Regions from separate parts of the Homo sapiens genome. Here region 2 is linked to region 1. A link is a loop called in an ENCODE intact Hi-C map of the cell type or tissue named here. Cell type or tissue: HepG2. All regions are shown on one strand. Each heading gives the region's core, and the rest is flanking DNA. Links, peaks and the distances in the headings are about the cores only. Region 1 overlaps LINC00616 (long intergenic non-protein coding RNA 616). Region 2 has its middle 240 kb from the start of LINC00498.

Region 1 (10,668 bases), core at 1,427-9,426:
GCTTACATCAGGCCCCTAAAGGTGACACACAACAAAGCACTTAGGATCTTGGAGCAAAGGCAGGCTATTCTCTGCAGAAAAACTGTAGTCTCCTTCTGAGAACAGCTTTTGGTTTGCTACTGAATCTCAGTAGAAACTGAACATCTGACCATGACCTGCCTAGTTACCATGTGACCTGAACTGCCCTTCGTGATCTGGGCAAAATCCTATACATCATACCATAAAGTCAGGCATGCACACCAGCACTCCATCATCAGATGGAACTGGGCCCTGAGGGCACAAGTAAGTTGCGTGAAAAAGTTGCCAGGACGTCCATGGCTCCTACTTCAGAAACAGTGTCTTTTCTTTCTCAACCTGTTTTTGAGGATTCATGGGGAGATCCCTATGCTCAGTTTCCTGAGGAAGGAAAATTCAGGAACTGGTCCAAGAGGTATGACTGCTGCACTACAGCCCTCCTCTGAGAAGGCCCTGAAGGGGAGCAAGGAAAGAAAATTCTTCCAGTGGACACAAATTCAGGGTTCATACCTGGCTGTCCATTTAGTTTGAAAGGAGAAATGACCAAAAGGATGGGTGTATAGCAACTCAGACTGCAGCTAATGCAGTCTGATGGGTGCATTTGCTGGATGGTCAAATGGGCAAAATCTTTGGAGATATTTGTGTGTGGATGCTCACCAGAGTGACTTCACTATAGAAGGATTATAACAATCAAGAAAGAAAATGATTCCTTTGGTGAATGTCAGTCAGCCTCAGGTCTCATGTAATCAGTTGATGAATAAAGTAGTCATGGTGGTACGATGGAGGTTATATACATGTATTTCCACTTACTGAGGCCAATATGACCATAGCCACTAATTAGTGCCCCATCAGTCATCCAATGTGATCACAGTGATATGTCACTATTCCCCAAGGGTATCCGCAAGCTACATGGGGGCAGGTTGATGGCAATGGGCTGCTTTGATTAAGGAAGGCATTCATTTTACCAGAATAGACACACTGGATATGAATTTGCCTTAGATTTCCTTAGTGTCTCTGTCAAAACTACCATCTATGAATTTATAGACTACCTTGTTACTATTTTCCTTTTCGTTTCTTATAGCTTTCCTATAGCTTCTGGCTCTGATGGAGCAATCAGCCTCCTAATAATAGCTTCCAATCAAAATCTTCTTTGTTTATGAGAGCTTCCTTAGTCATGAACCTTCCCATATTCTGTTGTATATAAAGTCAGTTCCTTTGGAGTGACCTTCAGAGCATTCTGTTCTTATGCCTCACCTCTTCTCTGTACAAAACTCTGAGCCACTGCTCCAGAGTATGGAGCTGGGGCAGTGGGTCATTTTTTCTGGAGGAATCCCTTACATCAGCAGTCCCCAACCTTTTTGGCACTAGGGATCCGTTTTGTGGAAAACAATTTTGCCACTGATGGCATGGGGAGGTTTGGGGATGAAACTGTTTATCCTCACAGAATACTGCATTAGTTAGATTCTCGTAAGGAGTGTGCAACCTAGATCCCTCTCATGTGCAGTTTACAATAGGGTTCGAGCTCCTATGAGAATCTAATGCTACTATGGATGTGACAGGAGGCGGGGCTCAGACAGTAATGCTCCCTCACCCACTGCTCACTTCCTGCTGTGCAGCCCGGTTCCTAAAAGACCATAGACTGGTGCCAGTCCCTGGGAACCCCTGCCTTATATTTTGAGCAGTGTGCCAGTTAGGGTTGGTCATTCCTGGTCTTTTTGGCTTGCCTCTCCTGGTCTGCAGCCTCCATCCAATAAGTGAGCTGGGGTGAAGATGATTGTAACCTCGGTATTCTCAGCTTGCTGTTCCTGGGCTAGAGCTTATGTTCTGAGAGTGGGAGCTGCTTAGAGATCCTTGACCCTTTGTTTTCACTCATCTGGAATTTACCTTGGCCAATGCAGAGCTATGGGAGATGATAAATGCTGCTGGCTTTTCGTCCTGGGGAGAGATAGCACAACCCTTGAGCTGAGGTGTGGGGGATCTCTGTGTTTTTGGCCACACTCACCTGAAGTGGCTCTCTTATCACCTCCAGTATGGAGAGGACAGGAATGGGCAGGTCATGGCTCAAATGCCGGAGACTATTGCTGTTCTTGCCACAGTTTAATAGATTTTCTTGAATAAATGTTTCTTCATGTTTAATGTATGTACTTTGGACAATGTCTCAAGACTTAATTTTTTAAAAAGTAATTTTTACCAAATATGGCTGTTTGACTGGGAAGCTGATCCACAAACCTCCTCACACTGCCTTTCTGGACATGTATTTCCAGGTTAGCTTGCCTTTTGATTGTCCTCAAGATATTGTATGTTTGGTAGGCAGAGGCCTGACTTTGTTATTACCTTTATTTGGAGGTTAAGTATGGTTTAATGAAATGTGGATGTATGCCAAATCGAAAAGAGGCTGATTGTGGTCACTTTGCCTTGTGTCACTTTGGCTCGACTGAACTACATTTCCCAGAATTCTCATTCTGGTATGTTTCTGGTTAGGATGGCCACATGAGAGATTCTTCTGGGATTATTTGGAGGGCAGAAGTACAGCAACAGCCGTTTTCACTCTCACACACTGTTGCTTATTTGCTGGTTCACTTTATTGTTGTGAGGCAGCAGCCAGGCCTGCAACTGTTCCACATTTCTTTGAAAGCATTTAGTTTTTCTGACTTCCAGGCAGGTGTGTGTGTTGAATAAATGTCCCAGCTTTTTTTAGACACCCATTCTACCAGGTTCAAAGGCTTGTATTTGTGGGTTCCAGTGTTTTCTTTCTGTGTCTTACTTCACATCCACTTTCCCATCCTGATTGTCTGACCTATAGAATTTGAGCTCCAGCATCAGACTCTTACAGGAAAGGGGTCCTGATCCAGACCCCCAGAGAAGGTTCTCGGATCTCGTGCAAGAAAGAACTCAGGGCGATTTCACAGTGCAAAGTGAAAGCAAGTTTATTAAGAAAGTAAAGGCATAAAAGAATGGCTACTCCATAGTCAGAGCAGTGGTATGGGCTGCTGGATTGGTATAATTGTAGTTATTTATTGATTATATGCTAGACGAGGGATGAATTATTGATGAGCTTTCCCAGGAAAGGGGTAAAATCTTTACCCTTTTACCCCGGAATTGAGGGTCTCTCCAGTTTTTAGACTATATAGGATAACTTCCTGATATTGCCATGGCATTTGTAAACTGTCATGGCACTGGTGGGAGTGCCTTTTGGTAAGCAAATGAATTATAATTAGAGTATAATGAGCAGTGAGGATGACCAGAGGTCACTTTCATCACCATCTTGGTTTTGGTGGGTTTCGGCCAGCTTCTTTACTGCAAACTGTTTCATCAGCAAGGTCTTTATGACCTGTATCTTGTGCCAACCTCCTATCTCATCCTGTAACTAAGAATACCTAACCTCCTGGGAACGCAGCACAGTAGGTCTCAGCCTTATTTTACCTAGCATCTATTCAAGATGGAATTGCTCTGGTTCCAACATCTCTGACAAGACATAAAGGCGACCGTTTACAGACACTACTAAGCCCGCCTCACAATTCTGAGAAGTCAACTATCTGTTAAAAATTATTATGTATGTATATATCTCTTAGTGCTTCCGCTTCTTTCACTGAAACTCAATGATACAAACATCAACAAATCTTTTTTGTTTTTTTGTTTCCATTGAAGAACTTTCTAAACATAACTCTGAAGCACAATTATACAAAAACAACAAACAAAAACACTTTTGGGGTGAGGCTGGAGAAGGACAAAGAGGTTGGGGTATATAGAGAATAATCTTCTGTACCTTTATTGTAGAGGGACCCTGAAGAAACTTGAGACAGAAAATTATAAAAACAAGATTCCTCTTCCGTGTCACACTCTCCTTTTCAAAGCCATGACCCCTGGGGAGACTAAGACACTCTTTCACTGGGACACAGGAGAGCACCAGGGAGCTAAGATGGTGTCTCTGGACCTCCATAGAAACCCATAATGAGTAAGACTCTCAGCTTCATCACTTTTAACTTTGAGACCTTGGGAAGGCTACTTAACCACTCAGTTTCCTTCTAACTTAGGACACTATTCTGAGATGATAACATTTGTGCTAGCTGTTATCATTATTATTCCCCCATCTTGCCTCAGGAGTTCAGTTTCCTCCACATTGGGAAGTTTGTGATGAGCTGAGAAAATGTTGCAGGCAGCCCTACTCGGCTGACTCAACACTGGCTATTTTGGTCCCCAGTGTCAGGGTTGCTGGCCTTCCATATATCAGTGTTCCTCTTACAGATTTCTGAGGTCCCCAGATCTTGTACTGGTTTTCTGGGTCTTCTGAAGTTGGCTCCAAACCAAACTGTTTGCTATGAGCCATCATAATGCTTTCTCCAAGAGGAAACAGTGTTTCCCTAAGTTGTAACATTTCCCATTGTCCCTCTGAGGAGATTGGGCCTTTGGGTCCCTCAAGAACCCTGCTTTTATAGGTTTATTGCTCCATCTGCTGGAAAGATGTATAATACAAGCAAGATCTGGGGGCTGAGATCTCACTGGATGCCTGGCACTGGGCTAAGATCTGCACCCACATTACCTGGTTTCACTTCCACAAACACTCTATCAGTTCTGTCTTACAGCAGATAAAACTAATGCTTACAGGAAGTGACTTCTCTCTATCATTCAGCTGGCCTGCCAGCATTGGACCCAGCTAGTCTGGCTCTGGAAAGTGCATTTTATCACTATTCTATAACCATAGCTGATTTGGGCTCCGTTAGGGTTGGAGTAGAAATCTTTCCTACCCACTAATAAACGTATGTATTCTATGTGTGGTCTTCTCAAAGGAACTCACACATTCAGAGAAAAATATCTACTTCATAGAATTTCGAGGAGTCGAGAAAATATTTTAATGCAAGCAATCTAGCTTAGTGTCTGACATGTAGTAAGTTCTAAATAAATGCTATTTACTTTACCTTCCTCTAGATCCTTATAGTGCCCTCTCACTTCCATCTAACTGTGGGAACATTTCCTATAGCCCTAGAGCATATTTCTGAAGAACTAAAGATGTTTTAACCCTCTTTTATCATGGGACCCTAATCATCATACTTTGAGTTCCCATTTCCAGTTCAGAAGGCTCTGCCTCAGTTTCCTCCCCATCACAAGACCAAAAGGCCCTTAATGCAAGTAAGATCCTTGAGGACTTGCTTTGATATTTCAGTGTTAACAAGGCAGGGACAAGATCTGTCTGCTCTTCATTCCTAACTTCCTAGGTACTAGATTTAGCAGTGTTAGCACTAGCTCATATTTGCAAATCTCCTTGCAAGTCCAGATTTGCTCCTGTACAAAGGAGGTGATTCAGAATGCCTTTCCTTTAGATTAGTATGTAATGCAATGTCATGTCGATTAGTCAATAGAAAATATGAATCAGCATGTTTGCTATCAGATCAAAACGACTTGCAACATATATTCATCATTGAGGGGTTTGGCCTTTATTACCAGTGCTGGGAAAATGCCTGGATATTTAAATATTTAAATGCCTGGATATTTAAATATCTATGTCTTTCCCAGTTTAAACTTCCTGTGCAAATTAAAGAGGCTCGACCCAGTGACCTCTAAGGTTTATTTATCTTAAATTCAGGTGCTTTCATATTTCATATCTTGTTCATATTTACCAAAGAATAACCTTGGCACTTTGCTGGGTATCTCATTAAGATTCAAAAATAGGTACCAGTGTTCTTACTAATTCTAGCTTGAAAACTATAATTAATAATATACAAATTTAATTTATGGTATTTTAGTGACATTTTATCATACTTTTATTGCAAGGAAATTTGCTTTTTTTAACTCCTGGTTTATCAATGTTTACTTTTTTTTTTTTGAGATGGAGTCTTGCTCTGTCACCCAGGCTGGAGTGCAGTGGCGCTATCTCAGGTCACCACAACCTCTGCCTCCTAGGTTCAAGCGATTCTCCTGCCTCAGCCTCCCAAGTAGCTGAGACTATAGGCGCGTGCCACCACGCCCAACTAATTTTTTGTATTTTTAGTAGAGACGGGGTTTCACCATGTTAGCCAGGATGGTCTTGATCTCCTGACCTCGTGATCCTCCCGCCTCAGCCTCCCAAAGTCCTGGGATCACAGGCGTGAGCTACCACGCTTGGCCCAATGTTTACTTTTAAAAACAGCTTAAACGTAAGAGAGCTTTTATATGTAGTTCTTGATAGGAAAGTTTAATGGTCAAAATTTGAAATATGATGAAAAACATTTCATAACTATCGATTTCACAGATGAACTTTAAAATTGTAACATACGCTATTTTTATTAAAAATATCACCACTCTGTATATAATTCTGAACATTTCTGAATAACGTTAAGTCGACTAGTTATAATACACCTTAAAAAGAATGTTTTAAATTTGTCCCTCCTTCTGTGGGAGGAAAGTTGGCCTAGTTGAAGCTAGGAATCCGTGACTCTAATCCAGGTCTCCTTTATAAAAAGAAAATATACTTTAAAGAACTTGGGGATCATCTTATCAAAAAGGATTAGAAGATGTACTAGAGGAATTATCATTTGTCTGGAGAATCAAATGGCTCACAATGGTTATTACCCTGCTTAAGTATATAGTAAAATAGACTGATTACAGCTTCCTGCTTACCAGGATTAAATACTATAATTTCTAAAATGCTCCTCAGGTATTTTAAATCCTTGTTCATTTTTTTTTTATTTTTCGCTCGTTGGCATTTTGTGTTGTAATTAGTGTGCAGAGAAAGTCTGCATATGTCTATTGTATGAGCCCCTACACCTGTTTTACCGTCTGTCTCTTTCAACAGATTACTTTAAGGGCAATACAAAATACTTTGATTTTTCAATTCAAATCAGTCATATTGGTAATATGGCATTGCTCTGCTAACTAATAAATTATTCTGCATCTCAAAACATGTGATCTGAAAGACAGGAAAGGTCCAAGAGCACGTGTGCAAAGGAGTGCACCCTTGTAGCAGCAAGATTTGTATTGCATTCTGCTCACATGGATTCCAATCTGTAGTATTTTATTTGACTGGTATACTTTTACAAAATAAATGAAATCAAGAAATTTGAATGTATGTGTTTCAAGGAAGCCCAGTAAACTTTACTTATATTGAAAAGGTAGGCCGGGTGCGGTGGCTCACGTCTGTAATCCCAGCACTTTGGGAGGGTGAGGTGGGTGGATCACGAGGTCAGGAGTTTGAGACCAGCCTGATCAACACAGTGAAACCCTGTCTACTAAAAATACAAAAATTAGCCGGGCGTGGTGGCACATGCCTGTAATCCCAGCTACTCAGGAGGCTGAGGCAGGAGAATCGCTTGAACCTGGGGGGTGGAGGTTGCAGTGAGCCGAGATCATGCCACTGCACTCCAGCCTGGGCAACAGAGCGAGACTCTGTCTCAAACAACAACAACAACCACAAAAAAAAAAAAAAAAAGGAAAGAGAAGGTAAAAATCTAGATAAGGACCTCCACCTCTCAGTATTTGCTTTAGACTATAAGAACACTGTACCCTTCAAAGGCTATTTATTTCCCTCCCAGGACGTGGGGCCTAATGTTCTATGGCACATTTGTCATGCGACAGCATGATTTGTTTGCCTACATATTAGAATTCTCTTGCTTCAAAGATGAAACAGCAACTGAATATAAAGTTATATATTTGGGGTGGGAGTTGATATAGATATAAATAGCAGAACTCTTAATATTAATTATTAGATAACTTAAGCATAGATAGCAAGAAACAGACTAGAGTAGCATGACAAAAAATTTAAAAGTCATTTTGCTTTAAGTCATTTTGTTTATCTGAATTTCATATTCCAGCTACAATTCTCCTTATAAATCAGTATTTTCTAATCTCACTCTTGATGCAATGCTAGAGCTAACTGTGCTGAATAATAATGTTTTTCCTCAGGTACAGAGGAATGAAGAAGGAATAAACAGACCTTCTGGATAATTGCATCAGCCTTCCCCACTATTCCAATGCCATGCTAACATTTCAAGTAATGTCCCTTTTGTCTTGCTGAGAAAAAATCATTTCATGATTTATTACACTGGATTAAAGGCTATGCACACTCTGGAGTTGGAACATGACTGAAGGGCAAGCAAGCATAAAGGATATCAGAAACAGTTGATGTGTTTAAATTTTTCTGAATTTCTCAAGTAAACTTTTTAGAAAGTAGTCTGAAGATAAAATGGTTATATAAGTTACTTAAACTGTAGATGATGGCACCTTTATCCCTATATAATAAAATTAAGGTAAGAATTAGTTCTACAAAAAGCTTTCTCTTTTAGAGATTTCTGTTTTATCAGATTACTGTTTGCCAAAGTGAATTTCATAATATGTGACTTTTTTTCAGTATCATTGATTGTCATTGAGCTTGAGAGCCTGAGTTTTTGCTGAAATTGTTCCAATGCACAGAAAATGCCATAAAATTGAGCCTACCGTGGGTTTTTTTTTTTTTTTTTGGATATTACCTACACTTGTAGAAAATCAAAGTTTATTCTAGTCTTTGTATGCTCTGCATATCTGAAATACAAGAGGGGCTTCTGTCAGTCTGGAAGTGATGATATTTGATTTCTCATTTCTTACTATGGTCTCTCTCCAGATAAGTAAGTTAGCTAATTCATCTACTTGATCCTCAATTAATGGCCTTCTTGATTAAATAAGAAGATGACAAGGTTTCTCCTTAATATGAAATTTAAATTACACAGAGCAAAAAAAAATTGTATTAATCTTTAATACCTCCCATGGAGACTTGAATTCTTCACTATACAGTCCAATAAATGGAATATTTAAATATTTAAAGGTTCCAGCAAAAAGTTCCAGCCAGCTGTACTGTTCTAATAACAAGGTCTATCAACTTTTTTTTAACTGAGCAATTTTATGATATTTTGTGAAGAGAAAGAAAAAACCTGCTTAGCCAGCCAGTTACCTGCTTACTTAAGGCAGATTATTTATCCTAGAGGTCCCATTGTCTAAGGCAGATTATGTATCCTATTGTCTTCTACTGACATTCATTTCTATTCATCATTTATAAACTTTATTGAAACATAATTTCAAAATAAAAAGATATGCCATCATCATCACCAACAAAATTATGTTGATGATAGAAATCTTATTGTTTTCTCAGACTTAATCTATCCTCAAAATATAATTTTCAAAACATTTAAAGACTTGATTCTTTTACAAGTTGAGAGAGGATGAGTCAACAATTTATTTAATTAATGATGAAAACAATAGGATTGTAAAACTGATTCATAAATTTATAGATAAGACAGAAGTATTTATAGTCCCTGAAAGACATAATATTGATATAGGATTGTTAAATTAAATAGAAAGCTAGTACCCTTCAAGGATTTGTGGGTGTAGCTTTTGACTGACAGAATAAAACTCAGATTCACAAAAGGCCGGAGAGTTTTTTTGGGAGAATTATATCATCAGAAACACTATCAGCCACCAGCTTGCACTGTAAGTGAGAAAGACAGTACAGAATGAAAGGGGGTCATTGAACTCCCAGAAAACAGGCTTAGAAAATGATTCAACTGCAAACATGTGCTAGCTTTCTTGAAAAAAAGGGGCTAAATATTTGTTGCTTAGTGTTGTGAAGTTTGGGGGGTAATTTAAGCAGTAGATAATTAAGACACAATGAAAGGTTAAATGTTATATTCGAAATAGGTGTTTTACACACAATTTAGAAATGGAGATAAGAAAAGTATGCAGATATCGATAACACAAGTAAAGTAAGATAAATGTCACAAGAGAAATTCACAGCAAGTCTATGTCAACTTGTTGAAAGAGTGAGCAAAGAGCATTCCTGGCCATATTGATTAGAACCAGGCAAGATGTTATGCAAGAAGAAATAATTGAAAACACAGGAATTGAATTTGAAACCTAACAATTAGAAGTTGTGTGATCCACAGCTGGTCAACTGCCTTTACTTGTTTCTCTGAACGAGAATCCCTCATGAGGATTAAATAGGCCAAAGGTACATGCTTTTTTATCCAGGGTGGTCTACTTTCATGCCATTTTCCCAGCAAATATATTAAAAGTGCCCTCTTTTACTCTCAGTGAAGTCTTGCTTTGGATGATGAATTATATGGTTACCTGAGGATTGGTTCAAATAATGCATAGGCAATTTTAAAAAGTGATACTAAACAAAAAAAAAAAACCCACCAAAATTTTACACTTTGCAAGAAACATAATTAATTTTAATAAATTTTATCACAAAGTTACCCTTTGCACTTACATACAAGTATGAACAGAGGCTTCATATACTTACATATATCAATGTATATATGAGCATATTTATACTATACACCCCAAAACATATAAAAATAGAAAGCATGTTTGCATAACAGTTTAGAAAGATTAATCTGACGGTGATGAGTCATAATTCAGAGTAAGGAAAAAGATATTGCCTCAAGTTTGGTATTGGATTTTTCCATTTCACACACAAGATTGATGAATTTCTGTCTAATGGGGTATAATATATGAAATCAGATATATCATAACATATCTATGGTTATGTCTCACCCACCATAAATTATTTAAAAGGGAAGCAAAATCAATAAAACAACAAAAAGCTCAACTTTAAACACAATCATCTGGGGTAACTAGAGGAGCAATGGGAATAGCAACTGAAGGATAATTGGTCACAACTGTTTTCATCAAATATATTTTTGGTGCAGA
Region 2 (10,668 bases), core at 1,241-9,240, 520 kb before region 1:
CAAACCCGTTTTCTTCCTCCTCCTCCTCCTCTCTTGGAACGTCCTCACCTCTGTCAATCAGCGGCTCCTGCAGTTCATGATCGATGTTGGGCAGAGGGTTTCTCCGGAACATGAAGGAACTAAATTCCAGGTTCTCAGGCTCACAAGCTGGGTGTCCTTTTTCTGTTTCTTGTGGGGGTTTAGGCTTGGAGGGCAGATGGAAACCAGAAATGTGCAGAGGTGTTTCTGGGTGCTGAATCGATGAGCTCAGTTTAACCTTCTGTGGTTCTTGTTTTAGGTGAGACACCCCAACAAACTCTGCTTCCAACTGGTATGTGAGCGCAAGCACTTGGATGTCCGTGGCAGAGAGGCTGGGGTAGTCTCCTGTTTTCTTTGAAAACTCAGTCACCAGCTGCACGTATTCTGGTAAGGGCTCCTTGAACCGCAGCTCATAGGGCAGGACAGCGAGCCGCCTGCATGTGGCCTTGTCCCGAAACTCAGTGACCACCTCCCGGATGATGTAAATGTTCTTCCCGATGTCCTGCAGAGCCGCATCCCGAAGGAAAGCCCCAGCATCCGCCACAACTTGCTCCACTGGAGCCACGTTGTCTGCGTGAGCGGGGAGCGCGCATGCGCACGGAGCTTGCGCTGGCTCCTAAGTGCAAGTCTGGGCCTCTGGGAACCAGGAAGAGCAGCCGCGACTTGGCTGCGCCTCCTGGCGGCCACGCCAGCACTATATTTGGATCTATTAATCAGCATTTCCATGTTCCTTGTGAGATGTGAGCCCATTTATATTAATATTGTTTCAGTCCCTCATGTTACCAGAAGTGTTATGCAAAGGGGTAGAAAGCTGTGCAAAGAGCTGGGCTTTATTCTGTAGGTCACAGGGAGCCGCAAAAGACTTTTGATTAAGTATATAGATAATCAAATCTATATTTTAAAGAAATTAACTCAGGAGCACCATAAAGAATGGATGGAAAATGGAAAGATCAATGACATGGAAACACATTAGAATGCTATTCAAAGTGTCTAAATCAAAGATAGTTGAGAGACTGACCCAAGCAGTAGAAACAGAAGAGAGAGGATAGATCTGTGAGAAAAGGAAAAGTCACACTTACAAAACATTAAGACTTATTACATAAGAGGGAAGAGAAGTCCTAGACTTCTGACCTCAGCAATGAGGAGAATATTTGGCTGGATTTATAATATAGATGCTCCTCTACTTACCATGGGGTTACATCTCAATCAGCCCATCGTAAGTTGAAAATACTGTTAAGTCAAAATGCATTTAATACACCTAACCTACCGAATTTCATAGTTTAACTTAGCCTACCTTAAATGTGCTTGCATTAGTTTATAGATGGGCAAATCATCTAATACAAAGCCCATTTCCTAATAAAATGTTGAATATCTCATGTGACTTGTTGACTACTGCACTGGAAGTGTAAAACAAAGTGGTTATAGGTTCTGACTACTAATGTACACAGCTGAAAGTGCCATCATAAAGTCAAAATATCCCAAGTTAAACCATTGTAAGTCAAACCACTGTAGGTCAAGGACCACCTGTACTTTCTTGGAAATACAGGTTATCACTGACTACAGGCATGGCATTGCCCCATTCCTCTGCTACAAATATCTCAACTTATGATGGTTTCTGGTAAAAACCAAGATTGTGGTGTAGCAGAGCGAGTAGGTAGTGGAATTAGCTGGTGGACTCACTTCTGGCTCAAAGATAACGCTTAACAATCCTATTTAGTGTGTTAGCTTAAGTATACTCGAGCTAGTAGAAATATTCTGCTGTTGTGAATTCCACACTTATTCAACTGTCAGGAACTGGGGCTTGGTTTCTTTAAACACACTCGTGTTAACTGCATTCTCTGGTCTCCAGATTCTTATGTGATGGGAGGTTAGTGGGTTTTCTAGGTGAGTAGCTTTTTCTTTTCTCTGTCTGGGAATATAATATGTGGTCTATAGGTGGAAAAAAGTGAAATTAAATGATACTGTACAAATCGACTGAAAAAAAATACTACTGTATGTTAGCAGTTTGTGAACATTTTGTGCTGACAAAGCTCAGCAAGCCTGGACAGAAATACTTGCACAAATCTGATTATAAGGTTTCTCTCACTGAAGCAGGAACTGGCTCAGCAGAGGGAATCAGAAGAATAAACTGATATAATTTATCCTTTTCCTGTTTCTCTTGAGAAGAGATGCTTGGTAGGAAATCCACAGATATTTCACCATAAGATTCCAGTGCAAACGCATAGTTTCTCTGTTTGATATAATTGCTTCTGCATTCTAGAGACAGGGGAAGAGTAATGCTTCAGTCAAGCTGGTTGAGTCTCATCAGAGATTATCTTCATCAACATAGGCTCTTTACTTGCTTGCCCCACTTCTTTCTTCCAACTGCTTTTATTTCCTTTAGGGATGAAACCCATTAACTCTAGCAAATGTTAAAAGGCTTGACTTTTTGACTTGAAAAAGATGATGATTAAAAACCAGTTTATATATTTTCCAAGATGAGGTCTCCAATTTAGCTCTGTGCTCTGAGGATAGTCAAAATCGCATTGCAGAGCTCTCTAGGAAGCTTTGTGGTCGAACTCAACAACATTTTAAGTTGCGAAAACTATAAAGAGCAATATATATACATTTTTAAAAGCAATCCTTCTGAAGGGCATCCCTTTATGAATTGTGATCAAAGAAACCTGGGCTGGGAGTTAGGAGACCTAGATTCTGATCTCTCTGTCATTACCTATCACTGTGGCCTTAATCAAGGTCCATAACCTCTTGGGGTCTCAGTTTCTTCATTCATAAAATGAGGGAGACAGATTAGTGGCTCCAAAATGCTGGTCAGTAGAGGAGATGCATTCAAACGCCTGAGAAACTCTGAAAATTTTCTAGTCAGAATTCTCAAAGATTTTGATTTGTAAACCTGGGGTATATGTTAGTAATCTTTAGTTTATAAAAAGCACCCCTGAGAATTCAGGTATGTCACTAAGATTGGGAAGCATGATGGAGGTGATTTTGAGTTTGCTTTGCTCTTTTATTGTTGAAATTTTTATTTTGAAAAAAAATTTCAAGCCTGAAAGAGTTCCAAAGGAGCAAAAGGAATCTGTACATATTCTTCATCTGGGCTCGTTAATTGTGCTCTCACTCTCCCTTTCTCTTTCCACACACACACACATATTATATATGTGAATGTGTATGCATTTTTTTCTGAAACATGTGAGATTAAACTGTATACATCATAATACTTCACCTCAAAACATGTCAGTATGCATCTCCTTAGAATAAGGATATTCTCTTTTATAATTGCAGTACAAAGATCAAATTCAGGAAACTTAACATGGTTACAATGTTAATGTCTAGTATATTGTTTCCCACAAAGACTGTCCTACATAAACATAGTGTAAGCATCAAATAGAGAAAATTAATATTGATAATACATTACCAGTATTTAATCTTCTGACTCCATTCAAGTTTTGTCAATTGCCTCAATAATATCCTTTATAGAGAATCATCCAGTTCAGAATTATGTGTTTTATCTAGTTGTCATATCTCTTTAGTCTCTCTCGGTTTGGAAGAGTTTCTCAGACTTTCCTTGACTTTCATGACCTCGATATTTTTGAAGATTGCAGGCCATTTATTTTGTAGAATGTCCTTCAGTCTCGGTTTGTTTGATATTTTCTCATGATACAGTTTAGACATGTTTGTCAGGTACATTGCCGCAGCCCTATATTGAGACAGGTCTCCAAATGGTTCCAGTTTATTTTTATTTTTATTTATTTTTTGTAAGGAATGGTACTCAGGGACCCAGATATGGGCAACAGGCATACTTGTTGCTGTTGGCATATACCTCCCAGCCTTACGGAATGTGTATGTGTATGTGTATGTATATGTGTTATGTGTGCGTATATATGTATTGTATATAATATATATTCACAGATACCATCTCATTGACCCCCCCCACATATTCAAATGCATATTTACATTATATTTATTTCTTTTTTCTCTATATATATTGAAAAACATGGGTTCACATGGATACTACCAGTTCTCCTTCAACATTACAAAGATCATTTTAGTTTTCTTCTTTTCCATATTTGAAACCCACTTCTCCAATAATGAGAAACCAGGAACCCATCATCCTTATCTATTTATTTACATATTTGATCACCCTTTGTATGTGACCAGTTTCCCATCTCCACTGCCATTTCCTTCACCTTCACCCTGGTTAGGCTCTGACACCTCAATACCACTTCCTCCCTCCTCCATTAGCTGAAAACCCTTATTATCCTACTCATACCCTCCTGATACCCTGTAAAAGGCCACCCCTGTGGATGCCCTCCTGCCCTTGCGAGGACTCTGACACTGCATATTACATACTTCTCAGGCTCTGACTCCACGTTTTGGGCTGTTCCTCCCCCTGCTAGAGCTCTGATATTCCACACAGGCTGCCCCCTCATGGGAACACTCTTTCACCCTGCTTGTGCTGTGACATCCTTGGGCCCTGGGAGCTATTCCTACTCTGGCATGGGTGCCTACTTGTTCTGCCAAAAAGGAAGGAGTGTACCCATTCCACTCTCTGCAGTTTAACATTAGAGAAGGTAAACTAGGAAGTACAGATTTTCTTTTTCATTCACCCCAAATCCAGGATTGTGGGGGAGCATTAGAGGCTGTTTAATTAAAAAGAAAAAAGAATCATAGAATATCAAATAACCTGGAGAAAGAAATGATTGATGGACAAAATTTCATTATATTTGAGCACTTAGTTTATTGTTACTCAGAAAAGGCCACCTCTGATTTAGGATTTTTAGAGAACACATTGCCAAACAGTGGTCTGGGAAACTTATTTGGGGCAGGAAGTATGGCACAATATCAGATTTCTTTAACAAGGACTTAAAATTTGGAAGTGTGAACTACTTTATACTAACAAAAAGAACTGTCTTTATCTTCCTTAAAGATTTACCTTCAGAAAGTGACTTTAGTGGTAAAAGAATGGATTTTATTATAAAACAGGAAGAAATTGTGACCTTAAGAGGAGTGACATTAGTATGAGTAACTATAGAAGGTGGAGATCGTCTGTGGAGACTTTTGAAAAGAGAGACAACTCAGAGGGATAATCTGGAGGCTGGATGAATCCTCTGGTGTTTTGTACCACTTACACCCATACCAGGTTGATGCTTATAAACAAAAAAGCTGGGTTGTTTTAAACACTGGAAGCCTTATACAGGTTCTCCTTTAGGTTATTTGCTGTATAGATAAATAATACACTTCGATAAAGACAGTAATTATAAAACCATGGTTACTGTAGTTGCAAGTTATTTATTTGCTTATTTATTTGTTTGTTTTTAAGGTATGATATTTTATTAGTCAGGGCACTATCAAATAACCTCAATGTATGTTTTAGTTTATAGAGAATCCATGTGATCCTGCCTTAGCTCCAATTACTAGTAACCAGGGCTGCCATTTATGGCCTCACAAATAGTGCCTGCGTAACTCCAGGGGGCACTGTTCACAGAGACTGTGATGTGAATGGCACCCCTTGGAGTTGCACAATGAAGCAGCTCTGAAAGTAATACATAATCTGCCATCACTGGTCTGCTTCCTGCATGCTTGAGTGGCAGAGGAAAAGGGCTTGGACCCAGAAAAGGAAGATCAATTATTGCCATTGGCTGTAGATGGTGCATATTGACTTGTTCCTTCTCAAGCCCAAATCTAGAGCTCTTTGAATAGATGCAGATGCACTGCTGCTGAATATGTATGTATGTGAGCACCCTGGCATTTAAGAACTTTGTACATCAATAAGAGGAACAAAAAAGAACCAGCTTTTTGCAGTGTAATTACATTTTACTGAATTAGCAAAGTAGCATGACCTTCGAGTTAGTCTTTGGGATACCAGGAGAATTGCATCTTTGCCAGCCAGCCCGCCTGCCCTGCTGATGCAGCATCTGTAGAACTCCGGGGAGTCCATTTTGAGCATGTTAAGGAGGAACTCTGCAAGATTAAATCCCTCCTTCCATTAACAATAATGGAAACACTTTCTGTAAAGCCAGTCTTAACCAGCAGAGGGGATTTGAAACATTTGGCAAGGTCACTTCTGGCAAATAGACTGAGTTTGAGTCTTGCCCTGTGGAGGCCATCGCTAACCACAGGCGATGGCTACCCTGGATTTCACAGGGGCACTGCTTTAGTTGGTCTATTTTAAATGGCATTATTAGTTCATTTTGAGTCTTGCATTTTGTACATAGGTTAAGAGAATTAAGTAACTAACATGTTTCTCTGTTTAGTGACAACTAGATATTGATAGTAAGACAGAAATGGTAACTAACATGTTTCTCTGTTTAGCGACAACTAGATATTGATAGTAAGACAGAAATGATAGCACTTGTTGAGTGCTTGTCATGTGGCATGCACTACTATCGGCTCTTTCATGCATGATCTTATTTACTCCTCACATCTACCCTCTGAGAGAGTTCTTCACATCTAAGAGTTTTCAATTGTAAGATGCACTGTTATTTAATACAATACAAAGAAAGAAACATCATTTAAGATAGGAGAACGTTCTATAAATCCAGGACAACAAAGGGCTATCTCTACCCTCAGGATAAGGGTAAATGAAAATAAATCCATCACCCAGAAGGGTAAAGCAAGAGCACTTGCATGGCTCAATCTTTGCACTGGATTCAGGAAGGGTAGAAAATTCTGGGCAGGAGCACAATAAAATCCTCTTTGGCGAAACCCAACTACAGGTTAGCCTGATCGCAATTGTTAAGACACATCCTGATTTCAGAAATGTTAAAATGTGAAAACTTTTGTCTTTAAATTTTTGAAATACGTATTTTTATAAGCTCCATTTTACAAAAAAGAAAAGTGAAGCATAGAGAGGTGAAGCCACTTATCTAAATTTACTAAGTGGGAGAGCTGGGATACAGAGCCTATGTACTTGAGCCCTATACTTTTCCACTTCTAGAAGATGACAATAGCCTAGTGTATAAATAACGTGTTATGAGGAAACAATTGTATATACTAGTTATGTGTGCCATAAAATAAAGGAAAGAACTTCATACATAAGGATGGAGAATTAGACTGGGTTTCTTAGGTGTAATATAAAATAAATGAGAATGGCCAGAAACTTGGCATCCTATATTTGGTCCCTCTCATCATGCTTTTGCCAGAGACAATTTCAAATTTTCCAGAATCATATTTTTCCCCTAAAAAAGAGAGTTTTTCTTTGATGCTATTGTGGCTGTTAATTAGAAAGTAAAGCACATAAATGGGAATAAATTTTTTCTCCACTTTTCTTTATTGCTGTTTGGCAAAGGACATTCTACATATTTCTTAGGCTGAAAATATTCACTCTGTCATATACTGTGACTTTGTGAAGAAGATCCTCAGTACTCAAGACTCATAGTTAGATAACACAGCACATGTTTTTCTCATAGGAAGTATTGGAAATGAAAATAATTAGGAGAATGGTTATTTTTAAAGGTGACATTTATCTCCTCAAGGTATTTTTCTTTCTTTCTCTTAAGATTTTTAAAATTATTTATTTTAAGTTGTGTCCGGAATTGGTGGGTTCTTGGTCTCACTGACTTCAAGAATGAAGCCGCGGACCCGCGGTGTGAGTGTTACAGTTCTTAAAGATGGTGTGTCTGGAATTTGTTCCTTCTGATGTTCGGAGGTGTTCGGAGGTGTTCGGAGGTGTTCGGAGTTTCTTCCTTCTGGTGGGTTCACGGTCTGGCTGGCTTCAGGAGTGAAGCTGCAGGCCTTCGCGGTGAGTGTTACAGCTCTTAAGGTGGCGCGTCTGGAGTTGTTCGTTCCTCCCATCCAGAGGACAGTCGGGGAGGCTCTGGCCCCGCGGGAGCCCACTGGTGGGGGTGGGGGAGAGCTCGGGCATGGCGGGCTGCAGGTCCCGAGCCCTGCCCCGCAGGGAGGCGGCTGGGGCCCTGCGAGAATTCGAGTGTGGCGCGGGCGGGCCGGCAGTGCTGGGGGACCCGGCGCCCCCTCGGCAGCTGCTGCCTCGGGTGCTAAGCCCCTCACTGCCTGGGGCAAGCGGCACCTGCTGGCCACTCCTGGTGCCGGGCCCGCCGAGCCTGTGTCCACCCGCAACTCGCGCTGGCCCACGAGCGCTGCGTCTCTCCTTCCACACCTCCCTGCAAGCAGAGGGAGCCGGCTCTGGCCTCGGCCAGCCAAGAGGGGCTCCCACAGTGCAGCGGCGGGCTGAAGGGCTCCTCAAGTGCAGCCAGAGTGGGTGCCGAGGCCGAGGAGGCACCAAGAGCAAGTGAGGTCTGCCAGCACCCTGTCACCTCTCACCGGTATACATGTGCAGAACCTGCAGATTTGTTACATAGATATATGTGTGCCATGGTGATTTGCTGCACCTATTGACTCATTGTCTGAGTTCCCTCCCCTTGCCCCCCACCCCTCAACGGCCCCTGGTGTGTGTTGTTCCCCTCTCTGTTTCCATGTGTTCTCACTGTTCAACTCCCACTTAGGAGTGAGAACATGCGGTGTTTGGTTTTCTGTTCCTGTGTTAGTTTGCTGAGGATGATGATTTCCAGCATCCATGTCCCTGCAAAGGACATGATTTCATTCCTTTTTATGGCTGCATAGTATTTCATGGTGTATGTCTACAACATTTTCTTTATCCAGTCAATCATCGATGGGCATTTGGGGTGATTCCTTGACTTTGCTATTGTAAATCATGCTGCAATAAACATATGTGTGCATGTGTCTTTATAGTAGAATGATTTACATTCCTTTGAGTATATACGCAGTAATGGGATTGCTGGGTCAAATGGTATTTCTGGTTCTTGATCCTTGAGGAATCACCACACTGTCTTTCACAATGGTTGAACTAATTTTCATTCCCACCAATGTGTAAAAGTGTTCCTGTTTCTCCACAGCCTCTCCAGCATCTATTGTTTCTTGACTTTTTAATAATCGCCATTTTAACTGGCGTGAGATGGTATCTCACTTTGGTTTTGATTTGCATTTCTCTAATGATCAGTGATGTTGAACTTTTTTCATATGTTTGTTGGCCATGTAAATGTCTTCTTTTGAGAAGTGTCTGTTCATATCCTTTACCAACTTTTTGATGGGGTTGTTTGCTTTTTTCTTGTAAATTTGTTTAAGTTCCTTGTAAATTCTGGATATTAGACCTTTGTCAGATGGGTAGATTGCAAACATTTTCTCCCATTCTGTAGGTTGCCTGTTCACTCTTTTTTTTTTTTTTTTTTTCTTTTTTTTTTTTTTTTTTTTTTTTTATTATACTCTAAGTTTTAGGGTACATGTGCACATTGTGCAGGTTAGTTACATATGTATACATGTGCCATGCTGGTGCGCTGCACCCACTAATGTGTCATCTAGCATTAGGTATATCTCCCAATGCTATCCCTCCCCCCTCCCCCGACCCCACCACAGTCCCCAGAGTGTGATATTCCCCTTCCTGTGTCCATGTGATCTCATTGTTCAATTCCCACCTATGAGTGAGAATATGCGGTGTTTGGTTTTTTGTTCTTGCGATAGTTTACTGAGAATGATGGTTTCCAATTTCATCCATGTCCCTACAAAGGATATGAACTCATCATTTTTTATGGCTGCATAGTATTCCATGGTGTATATGTGCCACATTTTCTTAATCCAGTCTATCATTGTTGGACATTTGGGTTGGTTCCAAGTCTTTGCTATTGTGAATAGTGCCGCAATAAACATACGTGTGCATGTGTCTTTATAGCAGCATGATTTATACTCATTTGGGTATATACCCAGTAATGGGATGGCTGGGTCAAATGGTATTTCTAGTTCTAGATCCCTGAGGAATCGCCACACTGACTTCCACAATGGTTGAACTAGTTTACAGTCCCACCAACAGTGTAAAAGTGTTCCTATTTCTCCGCATCCTCTCCAGCACCTGTTGTTTCCTGACTTTTTAATGATTGCCATTCTAACTGGTGTGAGATGATATCTCATAGTGGTTTTGATTTGCATTTCTCTGATGGCCAGTGATGATGAGCATTTCTTCATGTGTTTTTTGGCTGCATAAATGTCTTCTTTTGAGAAGTGTCTGTTCATGTCCTTCGCCCACTTTTTGATGGGGTTGTTTGTTTTTTTCTTGTAAATTTGTTTGAGTTCATTGTAGATTCTGGATATTAGCCCTTTGTCAGATGAGTAGGTTGCAAAAATTTTCTCCCATGTTGTAGGTTGCCTGTTCACTCTGATGGTAGTTTCTTTTGCTGTGCAGAAGCTCTTTAGTTTAATTAGATCCCATTTGTCAATTTTGTCTTTTGTTGCCATTGCTTTTGGTGTTTTGGACATGAAGTCCTTGCCCACGCCTATGTCCTGAATGGTAATGCCTAGGTTTTCTTCTAGGGTTTTTATGGTTTTAGGTTTAACGTTTAAATCTTTAATCCATCTTGAATTGATTTTTGTATAAGGTGTAAGGAAGGGATCCAGTTTCAGCTTTCTACATATGGCTAGCCAGTTTTCCCAGCACCATTTATTAAATAGGGAATCCTTTCCCCATTGCTTGTTTTTCTCAGGTTTGTCAAAGATCAGATAGTTGTAGATATGCGGCATTATTTCTGAGGGCTCTGTTCTGTTCCATTGATCTATATCTCTGTTTTGGTACCAGTACCATGCTGTTTTGGTTACTGTAGCCTTGTAGTATAGTTTGAAGTCAGGTAGTGT

What was found. Hi-C counts contacts between places; a loop is a spot of excess contacts. Peaks named below come from ENCODE experiments on the same cell type or tissue, not always from the same donor. Only the 100,000 strongest peaks of a DNase experiment are listed, where the experiment ranks them.
Region 2: a loop joins it to region 1, with 6 times the contacts of the local background. A loop is called at or near these places in 2 of 110 quality-filtered maps.

The regions. Positions count from the first base shown.
Region 1 is chr4:138,029,739-138,040,406 of GRCh38, reverse strand. It overlaps LINC00616 (long intergenic non-protein coding RNA 616), which reads left to right. Exons shown (of 11, transcript NR_037866.1): 9 at 7,891-8,234. The region is part of intron 3 of LOC105377447 (a long non-coding RNA gene); the gene reads right to left. Among named protein-coding and RNA genes, the nearest start is that of SLC7A11-AS1, 54 kb to the left of the region's middle. In HepG2, for the core only: a CTCF peak has its summit at 4,457 (motif pointing left); a DNase peak (open chromatin) is centred at 4,466; H3K4me3 peaks cover 596 bases.
Region 2 is chr4:138,550,619-138,561,286 of GRCh38, reverse strand. It overlaps the pseudogene LOC152594. Among named protein-coding and RNA genes, the nearest start is that of LINC00498, 240 kb to the right of the region's middle. RefSeq lists an enhancer at 5,253-5,817. In HepG2, for the core only: a CTCF peak has its summit at 5,494 (motif pointing right); a DNase peak (open chromatin) is centred at 5,506.